2 separate regions of the Mus musculus genome follow, and region 2 is linked to region 1. The links are chromatin loops, found by intact Hi-C in ENCODE. Cell type or tissue: heart. All regions are shown on one strand. Each heading gives the region's core, and the rest is flanking DNA. Links, peaks and the distances in the headings are about the cores only.

Evidence for each region. A loop is a pair of places that touch in the nucleus more often than their neighbours do. Peaks named below come from ENCODE experiments on the same cell type or tissue, not always from the same donor. Only the 100,000 strongest peaks of a DNase experiment are listed, where the experiment ranks them.
Region 2: it touches region 1 in a loop (9-fold over the local background); 5 of 42 quality-filtered maps call a loop at or near these places.

Annotation. Positions count from the first base shown.
Region 1 is chr12:25,093,233-25,099,015 of GRCm38, reverse strand. Id2 (inhibitor of DNA binding 2) reads left to right here and starts at 2,924. Exons shown (of 3, transcript NM_010496.3): 1 at 2,924-3,353; 2 at 3,642-3,705; 3 at 4,440-5,217. The coding sequence starts at 3,006. The coding sequence ends at 3,698. In heart, for the core only: CTCF peaks have their summits at 2,959 and 3,734; DNase peaks (open chromatin) are centred at 1,085, 1,555, 2,835 and 4,245; H3K4me3 peaks cover 4,000 bases; H3K27ac peaks cover 3,881 bases.
Region 2 is chr12:25,824,154-25,829,936 of GRCm38, reverse strand. No RefSeq gene overlaps it. Among named protein-coding and RNA genes, the nearest start is that of Gm29835, 150 kb to the left of the region's middle. In heart, for the core only: a CTCF peak has its summit at 2,777; no DNase peak of the experiment used is centred there; H3K27ac peaks cover 624 bases.

The DNA of each region.
Region 1 (5,783 bases), core at 996-4,995:
AGGGCGAGCCTGGGACCGCCGGGCCTTGCAGGCATTGATCAGCTGGGCGCGCGCGCTGAGTGACGGCGCGGTTGCTATGGCAGCCGCCTGAGCGGCGCCGCGAGGACAAGGCTGCAGGGCGGCGTGAATGGGCGGCGTCACGCGCCTGGCGCCAGAGAGTCTGCTCCGGGGCTCCGGCTCCGGCCCCGCCGCGGCCTGGCCTGCGCGCCGCTGCCGCCGCCGCTGCTGCCAATTCATCACCTGTCAGGGATCACTCGGGGGGTCACGGGCGGAATGGACACAGCTGTGAGAACAAAACCGAGGGGAAGAAAGGCGAGAGCTCCCAATTGCGCCAGATGTGCAGAGAAGACCTTGAGACTCGCCCGCGCCGAGCCGGCTCCTCCCGCCCTCGTGGCATCACGCGGGGATAGTAGCCAAGGTGGCTGAGCAGGAACCTGCTTCTGATTACCGCGCGTGGCCTGGACACGGTGGGGGATCTGGGGGCCTGGTAGCAGGGCTCGGGCAACTCCAAGCGGGTCTGTTGCTTTAAATGGGGGGCGTCCCAGTAGGTAGCTGGGGTGGCCAATATCTACACACACACACACACACACACACACACACACACACACACACACACACCCGCCGGAAGCCCTTCACACCTTCCCACCACCCACGGATCCCGCCCTTACTGCAGCTGGGCACGTCCTGCAGCTGGGGCCATTTGAACTCCAGGGTTCTCTGATGAAAATCCACATCCACACCAATGGACAGATTTTTATATGCCATTATAAGCTGCCCCAAAAGGGGCTCCCACCAAATCCCCAGACCCAGACCATAATTTTAAGAAATGTCAGCCCGGGCTTGCTGTGACAGACTTACTGGTAACTCGGTCCTCTTCAGTCATTAACTTAAACAGTTTCACAATCCCCTTAAAAATGATCTTTAAATGAATGCAAAAACTGGGTAGTGTGCCAACAGAATCGGATTCAGCGCAGCTCGGCAGACTGGACTCTGGCATGGCAGCCAGAGAAAGAAACGCCAGAAAACTTTCACCATATTTAGCAATTTTACTATATCAGGGTACAGGAATGGTCTTGGGAGAAGGCGCTCATGCGTGGTCGCTGCCAGTGTGTGGAGCGATGCTGCACAGCGCTCATTATCATCCAGCCCAGGGCCTTTCTGTTGGGATAATGAGGCTGGCACGGGTGCTAACATACGGTGTCCTTGGAAAAAGCTAAGAATGCGTCAGTACCGCAGAGATGCAATGTCCAAGAATCATAAGTAATAATTTGAGAATCCCAGAGATGTTTGTTTACATTGGCTATTATTGTAAAATACTCAGAGTATAACATCATGAACCAAAAGTGTCAAAACAAAATCTGTTCCGCTGTGGCACGTATGTGACAGAAACACATGCACACAAAGTACATCAAGAGGCTCGAACTGTTGGGGGGGGGGGGGACTCAGATAGTAAATCACTTCCAGGCTTAATAACAGAGGCGAGTCGTCAATCGAACACTGTCGCTGAGTCGCAGGAGGCATTGCAAGCCTTGCCTTGCGCAGATTTTCCTGCAGGGCAGAGTCCTTCTGCAGTCTCCAAACTGAGATGGACGGATTTTACCGCCTCTACATCACCGGACTCTGCCTCCTTAGAGAGAAGCCCTGGGGCACATGGCTGTCACGTGGAGGTCAGAGACCGCCTGGCCCACCAGCTGAGGAATTAATCATTAATTGAAGGGAAAATACTGTTTCTCCACACAGAGCTTTGCCTGGATTCTGCATTCTTCCTCTTTATTGCATTCAGAGGATGTGGGGGATTCAGACCAAAAACCCTTTCTTGGGCTTAACATAAATATTTTTTTTCCTTTAATACACGACTAATATATGGTAGTCTTCAGCAAAACAAGAATTCAGAATTAAAGCATTGGAGTCAAGAGCTCTAAACTTTTTCAAAATGTGGCTGCATCTAGGAAGGGTGCTGAAAGATTCCAAACCTCGTACGTAACAGAATTTTCTTTTAAAAACAGCGATAAGCTGTCAGTCAATAGCTAGGACCACCTACCTGACAAAGAGCTTCCCAAGAGCTCTAAGTGTTGGAATGTGACACCAGAAATCACGATTTGTGCATAATTAATCGCATCACTTTGCCACCTACACTGAAGGGCACAGACCAAGGGCAGTGTATGTAAATGTAGTTCCAGTGTGCAAACCCCACTAATGACCTTCGATTAATGGAGTCATTATAGTAACCCTGCCTCATTCTTGGGGGTGGGGGGAGTTCCGAATGCACCGGGTCCCTCGGGGCTCCTCTGCGGTCTGAGGGAGACCGCACAGTGTTCCTACAATTCGTGTCACTGAGTTTCCGAGAAGGCCTCCCGCGTTGCTCCAAGTTGCAAAGCTTCACGCTAAACCTGTCGTGGACGTGTATGTGGGTAGGTTCCCCCCCCCTCCCCAAATAGCTTTCCTTTATCTTAAAAGAAGGAACACTACAAATGTGACTTCCCAAAAGCGCGCTTCTTTTCCCTTCTGCCACGGTCGCTGTCTTCCCTAACGCTAGCGACCTGTGACTTCCCGTCTGCTGTGCGGAGAGAGTGGGGCTGCTGGAAGTCCTGGGGGCGGGTATAGCTAGCTCCGGGCACACCCCCGGGGCAGGGGTCCTGCCAGCTCTGGGAATTGGAATAAGGCGGGCACAATTGCACACTCAGGCCCCCTGGGCGCCCAGCGCACACTGTACTCAATTTGCCACCCCAGCTGGGCTCTCGCCCGCTCCTCCCACCCTACAGGCATTGGCTGCGAACGCGGAAGAACCGAGAGCTCATACTCACCAATGGGAGAATTCGCCTGGTATGATGGACGGGAGCCCTTCCACCAATGGCAATTCAGGGATGCCCGATTGAGCGGCCAGGGCGAGTGCACATAAAAGACGCCCCGCCCGGCTCGCGCTTCATTCTGAACCGAGCCTGGTGCCGCGCAGTCAGCTCAGCCCCCTGTGGCGGCTCCCTCCCGGTCTTCCTCCTACGAGCAGCATGAAAGCCTTCAGTCCGGTGAGGTCCGTTAGGAAAAACAGCCTGTCGGACCACAGCTTGGGCATCTCCCGGAGCAAAACCCCGGTGGACGACCCGATGAGTCTGCTCTACAACATGAACGACTGCTACTCCAAGCTCAAGGAACTGGTGCCCAGCATCCCCCAGAACAAGAAGGTGACCAAGATGGAAATCCTGCAGCACGTCATCGATTACATCTTGGACCTGCAGATCGCCCTGGACTCGCATCCCACTATCGTCAGCCTGCATCACCAGAGACCTGGACAGAACCAGGCGTCCAGGACGCCGCTGACCACCCTGAACACGGACATCAGCATCCTGTCCTTGCAGGTGAGACTAGCTTGCAAGTACGCCACTGCCCAGACGCTCCGGGTCTCCCGAGCTGTCACTCTTAAAGCCCATCGTAGAGACAGGTTCATTAACTTTATTTTTGAGGAAACTGTATATTGAGCGTCATGTGAAATCGCTACTTATAAGTTCTGTGTGGGTTGCATCTGGATCTGCGCTGTAGCATGATCCTGTTTCATGGGACTTGTTGGCACTTTTGTGAAAGGAGGAGGGGGGCTACCTTCCTTTAAGATTACCTAATATCCTGCCTTTTATCCTCTTTCTCCCCAGGCATCTGAATTCCCTTCTGAGCTTATGTCGAATGATAGCAAAGTACTCTGTGGCTAAATAAATGGTGAGTGTTGCGGGTGCCTCCTGTGTGCGCGTTTCGGTAATGTGCTTGTGTGTCTGTTAAATGTTTGGTTTGGTAAATGCATGCTTACTTCACTGTGTTACGGGTGCCGCTTGACTTACCACATAGGCATGAAGGGGCTTGTAGCTGTGGTTGCTCAGGACTACAGAACAGTTGCCTTTACAAAAACAGAAAAGAAAGAAAAAAAAGAAAGAAAAGAAATGCCAGTAACTTACTATGAAGGTGTCAGGACCAAGTGTGGCTGACTTTTATGAGCCCAGTGGCGGTACACTGAGGTGGTAACCTCAGCTGTAATTAATCTTATCGCCACAAATTCCATAGTGATTCTCTTTTCCCAAAACTGTAGTCCTCTGAGATTTCTCTGGCTAGCTGAAGACGGCTACCCCGAGCCTTACCCCTGTGCTCTGGGATCCAGATTTCCATATCTGTTAACTAAAGGGCTGTTTTCAATCAAATAATTGTTACAAGAAGCAGACTGGCGCCTGTGAGCGGGCTGTTAGAGATCCAAATAGGAGACTGGGTTTGGGAAGTTTTCCCCTGGAGTCTCCGCTATTTTCATGTTTAATTTGTGCTGCTGGGGCCGGGTATGTGTGCCGCATCTGGACGCCAGGGTTTGGTTAAATGCTCAAACTGTGGCTTCCTCGGCGCCAGGCTCGCCCGCCTCTGCCCTTAGGTTACATTCTCCTAAACTGCCTTTCTCTCCCAATCTTTTGCAGGCATTTGGGGACTTTTTTTTTTCTTTTTACTTTCTCTTTTTCTTTTGCACAAGAAGAAGTCTACAAGATCTTTTAAGACTTTTGTTATCAGCCATTTCACCAGGAGAACACGTTGAATGGACCTTTTTAAAAAGAAAGCGGAAGGAAAACTAAGGATGATCGTCTTGCCCAGGTGTCGTTCTCCGGCCTGGACTGTGATACCGTTATTTATGAGAGACTTTCAGTGCCCTTTCTACAGTTGGAAGGTTTTCTTTATATACTATTCCCACCATGGGGAGCGAAAACGTTAAAAAAAAAAGAAAAAAATCACAAGGAATTGCCCAATGTAAGCAGACTTTGCCTTTTCACAAAGGTGGAGCGTGAATACCAGAAGGACCCAGTATTCGGTTACTTAAATGAAGTCTTCGGTCAGAAATGGCCTTTTTGACACGAGCCTACTGAATGCTGTGTATATATTTATATATAAATATATATATATTGAGTGAACCTTGTGGACTCTTTAATTAGAGTTTTCTTGTATAGTGGCAGAAATAACCTATTTCTGCATTAAAATGTAATGACGTACTTATGCTAAACTTTTTATAAAAGTTTAGTTGTAAACTTAACCCTTTTATACAAAATAAATCAAGTGTGTTTATTGAATGTTGATTGCTTGCTTTATTTCAGACAACCAGTGCTTTGATTTTTTTTATGCTATGTTATAACTGAACCCAAATAAATACCAGTTCAAATTTATGTAGACTGTATTAAGATTATAATAAAATGTGTCTGACATCAATGCCGGGATTCTGAATGGTTTTTGAGGTGTCTTGTGTTTGCTTGGGGCACCTCCTTCTGTTCTCTCACCCCCTCTATCACATGTGTGTCCCGTGGCGGCCCAGTAGACTGAAACATTGTTGCCATTAGGAGGGATGGGGACTGGAAACGCAACACACCTAGCAGTGTGGCTCTGTGCCTGTGCATTGGGACTAGATTTTAAACGGGACTGTAGAAGACTCCCCTTGAGTTCCTAGGTGTGCCCTCTAGAAAGACACCTTTGGAGCAGAGAGAAAAGGGGCTTTGGCTGTCACTGGTCACCCCTGGGGGTTACGCTTTTAAACCTGGCCACGAACTCCAGAAGTCCTTCGTCTCCTCCACCTGTGGCTCACCCAGGCCTGCCTGGGCCAGCTGCTCTCCCAGTTCTGTGGCTATTAAGTGCTCTTCACCCTTGACTGCACTCTGGACCTCAAGGAACGGAGGGAAGGTGCGAGAAAAGCCCCTCCCACTCACCAAAAAAAAAGGTATCACCAACATTTCCATCCAACTCAGAGCCTTGAGGACACCGGGCCGCTAATTTGAATATGC
Region 2 (5,783 bases), core at 1,237-5,236, 730 kb before region 1:
ATCTTGAAACACAGAGATATTAATGAAGACCCTGGCCCTGCCCCAGCACATGTGTGAATTCTGATTATTCAGTTCTGTCCCTGCATTGGAGTCACCTCTAACCAGAAAAGGTCTCAGGTCCCTTCCAACAACGACAGGAAAGGATAAATATCAATCATGTTCCTTCAGTGCCATTCACGGGACTTTGAATGCATAGCTACTAAATGTCAGAAGCTAGGAAAGGGTTCATGTCCCCAGGGAGCTTAAAATGAAGCTTTATTATTATTGATGTCACTGTTGTTGTCTGACTCTTAATGCTTTAAGCTTAGATTTCTACAGGAATAAATAAGGGAAATTGAAACACATTCTCTAAAATACTAATTAATTGGAGGACTCGATCAGCCTCTATAAAAAGTCCTAAAAAGCACAAAGAAGCAAAACAAGCTCAAAGTTCTAAACCTAACCCAGCTAGGCAGACAAGGGTGCCATCTGAAATATGCCATTTGGGATCAGCCTGGGAAGTTTTGAAAACTGAGAGATGAAATCTTTGAGAACCCTTTCCTTTAGGAATAAAACTTGGATTTTATCCAAGGCAATAGCATAGGGAACGGAGAAGGAGAATTCCAAAGCACAAACACCAATGAGCTTTTGAGAGTCAAACATGGAGAAGAGCAAAAATGAAAATCCAAAGATGCAGGGAGTGAGACAAAGAAAAAAAAAAAAACTAATCTCCTACTGATGCGAAGACACCCGTGTTTCATCCAGCAGCCTTGGCCTTATGGGGCCTGGGAATCTGAAGAAAAAAAAAATGATGTTACCTTAACATACCCAGAGAGGAAGCAGATGCCTTTACTCTACCTGCCAGAAGTATGCAGGAGGACTTCCCACTTCCCAAGGCCCTGGAGAAAAGCAGTGTGGTGCAGAGAGGAACATCTGAATGGAAGGCAAGCTGTAGCTTCAGAGGAAGGGGTGGCCTGGGAAGTGGGCTCTCATTTGATCATTTGACTCAGCGATCTAAAGAAGATGGTCCAGAGAAATATGGGCAAGTCAATTTCTCCGTTGTATTTTCCAGGCATGTGTTTAAGAGAGTTGCCCTGGGCACGTGCACTCTGCCTGTGCGAAAACCCCTTTGTCTGGATGACTCTGCTCCCAGAGTTTGCATGGTCAGTCTCTAACTCTCAATGCTTGAGGCTCTGAGTGGTCATAAAGATAGGACCTTTAAGAAGACAAAGGATAGGGTATGGTTCTATTGGGAAAGAGATTCCTTTGCAAGCATGAAAATCAGAGCTCAGTTCTCAGCACTTATTGGTAAAATTGAAACAGCCAGGATGGTAATATCCATTTGTAACACCTACAATCAGGAAATAGGAGGATTCATAGGCTCTCCATGGCCAGCCAGTTTAGCCTAATCAGTCAGCCTCAGTCCAGTATGAGACCCTGTCTCAAAATATGATGAATGGCACCTGGGGGACAATTTCTGAGGTTTTCCTCTGGTCCCTATATACACACACATACTTATACCTGTGTGTGCATGCATTAGTGCATACACATAGAAACATGCCATCATACATAAATTCAGAATTTAAATGAGTTACCTAGCATACATTTGAATCCTCTGTGCTTGCATTTATTATTGGATGACCTGAGGACGTGGTCTCCCAGAGGGAAGACCATGTAAAGACACTGGGTGAGCAGCTGCTAGAAGCCAAGGAGACTAGCTCCAAAAGCAGCCCTGCCCACAGTGGACCATGGACTTCCAGCTTCTAGAAATATGATGAAATCAATGTTTGTTGTTTCTGGCACAAAGTGTAGCCCTTCCCAACAGAACTGAGGCTTTACTCCCATGTCCGTGAAGGATCAAGGTGAAGATGCTATCACATGCTTGCACTGGCTTGCTAGCCACAGCAAGCACAGTGCTAGCAACATGTAAAGATGAGGCCATGGAGGCCAAGGATGATCCAGGTGGGTGCAAAACAAGGATCAGAGCAAATGATGAGAGCCAGAAGATGGTCTGAGGGCAGTATTAGGCAGTGAGCTGGCAAATGGTTCCCCAATGATGGACTTGTATTTGACGTGTATTTGTGTCTGCTCTGGAACTTTGACATGAGGCTAGACCTCAGATAACAAAGTCCTGAAGATTGAGGCCAAACACCAAGATTTATTTAAAAATATTCCCTTCATGATTCAAATATGCAACTAGAAACTGACTTACAGAGAGTGTGAGACCTCGTCACAGCACCTCGGCATGATTACTTCTTCTCCCCTTTCGGCCTCTAAAATGTGAACACCACACAGTGACCTCTGCTTGCTCTGAACTTAGCCTGAAGAAGCACACCAAACATGACTGCTTGTGATGGGGAAAAAAAAAATCTCTTGTCATTCTGGCTTAGCTCTTTGTTTCTGGCTGAAGATAAAAGTAAAAAAAAAAAAAAAAAGTAGATTAAATGAAATTTCAAACTCAGAATAAATAATATAAGGACGTCAGCAGTATGTAAAATAAATGACTTGGGTGGGTGTGGTGGGATCTTATTTGTATCCGTGATTAAATGCATGCTGACTTTAATTCTTTCAGAAGTGACTTTTCACTAGTGTTTTAGATGTCTGTCACCTTTTCTTGTCAGGCTCTTTCAAAATATCCCTAAGTAAATTAAAAAAAAAATGGCTCTGAAACATCACGTGTCATTAAAAGGATGATTGCTGCACACTGCATGGAGATGGGTTATACTGTATCCCTGTATTTTGATTCCTAACAACGACAGGGATTTATGTCCTAGCTTAGCACCCCCTGCTTCACCAAGGCACTGTGCACTTTTTATCTGTAAGAAAATGTCAAAAGGGGGAGCTAGTTAGCTAATTGATTAGAGATTGGGGCTCAATGTTTGCAGGCAGAAGAGGCTTTCAGAGGTCATGGAAAGCCCTGGGCTGTGTTCTCACATTCTGCCCTGGGAAGGATTTTATCCCACCCCCCACCCCACCCCGTTTTCCCAGGAGGACAGCCCATTTCAGCCCTCTCCTGCCTCTCCCATCAGCCGAGCACAGGAGCTGATTACTGTTTGACAACAAGACAGAAGTGGATTTTAGCTGCGTAGCTCACAGAAGCTGAGCCACCAATGGAAAAACCGGTGGCTGAGCTCCACTCCTTGCAGTTTGGAGCCACAAAAGTACAAAGGTGAAAGAAAAGACTGCAGCAGAGGCCTGGGGCCTCCATTGAGCAGAAGCACATTCCTACCATCTTTCAGGGCAGCTCTGCACTCATGCTAATGCGTGCTAGTTCATGTGATGAGACTCTGTGAGCCAAACACGGGCCAAGTCATGATGAGAGGTGGGCATTGCCAGGCCCTCCCTCTGCTTCAGATTCTTCTCTAGTGTCTCTGGCCCTCTTCCTCCTCTCCCAGCATCGCTTCAGCCACCCAAGAACCTCACTTTCACCCTCTTCTGCTCAAGCTATTATTTTGGAACCAAGATCAAACAAAGTTGTTTTTCTGATTTTTTTTCCTGCTTGCTTTATCATTTTCTCCCTTAGAAAATCAGTTGCCGCCTACACTCGCACCTGTGTAAGGCAGCCCTGAGACACAGCATGGGCCCAGCCAAGCTCAGACTCTTGAGCAAACATCCCCCAAAGGGACCAGTAGCCTGTGTGCATGTATGTGTGTGACTGTCTGTTTCTATGAAACATTACCAGAATATACTAATGACTTATAATACATTGTATTCCTATCCATCAGAACCCTTAAGAAATGCCAGGTCTTTAATAGGAGGCACACGATATTAGGAATTCTAGGGGATCAGCACTTATTCTTGTGTAGAAATATGTGTGCATTTATAGACATACTTGATACACCTACAGTATTTTTATAATTTAAAAATTATTTCAATGCATTTTCTCATGTGATCTAGAGAAGAAAATAAAATAGAGCAGCCATCCCTCCAGCACATGGCTTCCTTCACATGGAATGCTCTCAGACTGTAGGATGGAACATGAGTGCAGTGTGTGTATCTGTGTATCTGTGTACATGCGTGCATGTATGCATGCATGTTTGGCTTGGCACATTGAAAAGTCAAAGGTCAAGACTCTAAGCTAACCAGATATAAGAGCTATGTTCATTGACGCACACCTGTGATCTCAGCATTCAAAGGACTGAAGCAGGAGGACTATTGCAAATCTAAGGCCAATCTGGTTTACATGGTAAGTAGTTCCAGACCAGCCAGGGCATCGCAGGAAGACTGCATAAGAGGTTCCTCTCCTCTCCTTTCCTCTTCTCTCCTCTCCTTTCCTTCTTTCTTTCCTCCCTCTCTTTGTTCTTTCTTTCTTCTCGTATTTTTGTCCTGAGCAAAGATCTCATATAACCCAGGCTGTCTGTCAACTCAATGATGACCCTAAACTTCTCACCTTCCTTTCTCCATAGCCAATGAGCTAGGATTTCAAGCTTACACCACTATGCCCAGTTTTTGTAGTTGTGAGGACCTAACCCAGGGCATTATATATGATAGGCAAGTACTCTTTGAGTTACATCTCCAACCCCTCCCCGAAAAAAAAAAATCATTCTTACACATATAATAGATTTCAAAGACTTGATGCCACCCTGCTTGACCAATGTATGGCTAGATAGCCACTTGGAGTTGAGACCTTGGTGGACAGAGTTGTAAGGGATATTCTGGTCTACACTGAGTTGGTTCAAGTTCATGTATCTTCTGGAAAGAAGCACACTCATGATTATTCATGTTCAAGTCTAGAGATGGGAAGTATTGAAAGTCTGACCTCTCAAAACAGCCTGGATCCTTTTCTGAAGGGATAACCGAGATTTCTAAGCAGCCAATAAAATAAACCAGGATACCTTGAGCCTTCTTGAAGCTGAACTCTTCCTCTGGCTATCATTTCCTACTCTTCTCATGAATACCATCCCGATGCTATCTACAGCCTTCCTAAAACCCACAGATATCCCATGGACTTGCTGAGGCACTTGCCTTGATATGGCCTGTGCATGCTAGACAAGTGTTCTACCAACTAAAGAGAGGGGCACCTGCACAGAATCAGAGGAAACTTGGGAACACATCATGAAGGCAGTAAGTAGAGATGGCTGCACCGATATTCACAGCATACCAGGAAGCTGAGAGAACGCTGAGATCATTTGGTATATTGGCAGTCCCATAGAGGAGTAAAGAATTATTCATATTTTCATGAAGATTTCAGGTGGGATGAATTCTTCACAGCTAGCTGAGTTTGCTCTAGGGTCCTCACACATCTTTCAGCCTATGTAAATTAAATGACAATGAATCAGGGTATCCAGTCCGGTGTCTTCAGGACCTTTAATTGCTACTTCTGGCTGGCTTGCTCAGTGGTTGCATAATCTTATATCAAACTAAGGTTGGTTTCAGAATATAAATAAACTCCATGTTCACTATGAAGACAGGTTACAGAAACTCTACAAGTGTCACCAGAAAAGTGTGCCTAGCAAGGCTCTCTCCTAAGACTGAACAACATCATCACTGTTTAGAAGGAACCCAGGGGTACATGGAAATGAGGACCACACACTGCTTGTCACCTCCTTGACCTCAGCTCGATTGTCACAAGGATGATGCCAGTGTTGTCTGAACTGTTTGAAGATGCCATGTAATCTGTTGTGGGTGGTAACCCCAAGAGGCATCTAGGAAGTAGACAAATCTTACAGATGAGATAACAAAGGTTTCAGAATGCAGATGGCTTCCCAAAGCCACCCCAGAGGCATACACAGAGGAAATGAAAGCATGGAAGTTTGCTTCCAAGACTTCAGCTGAGGCTTACTTCTTTATTTCTGTAACAGATA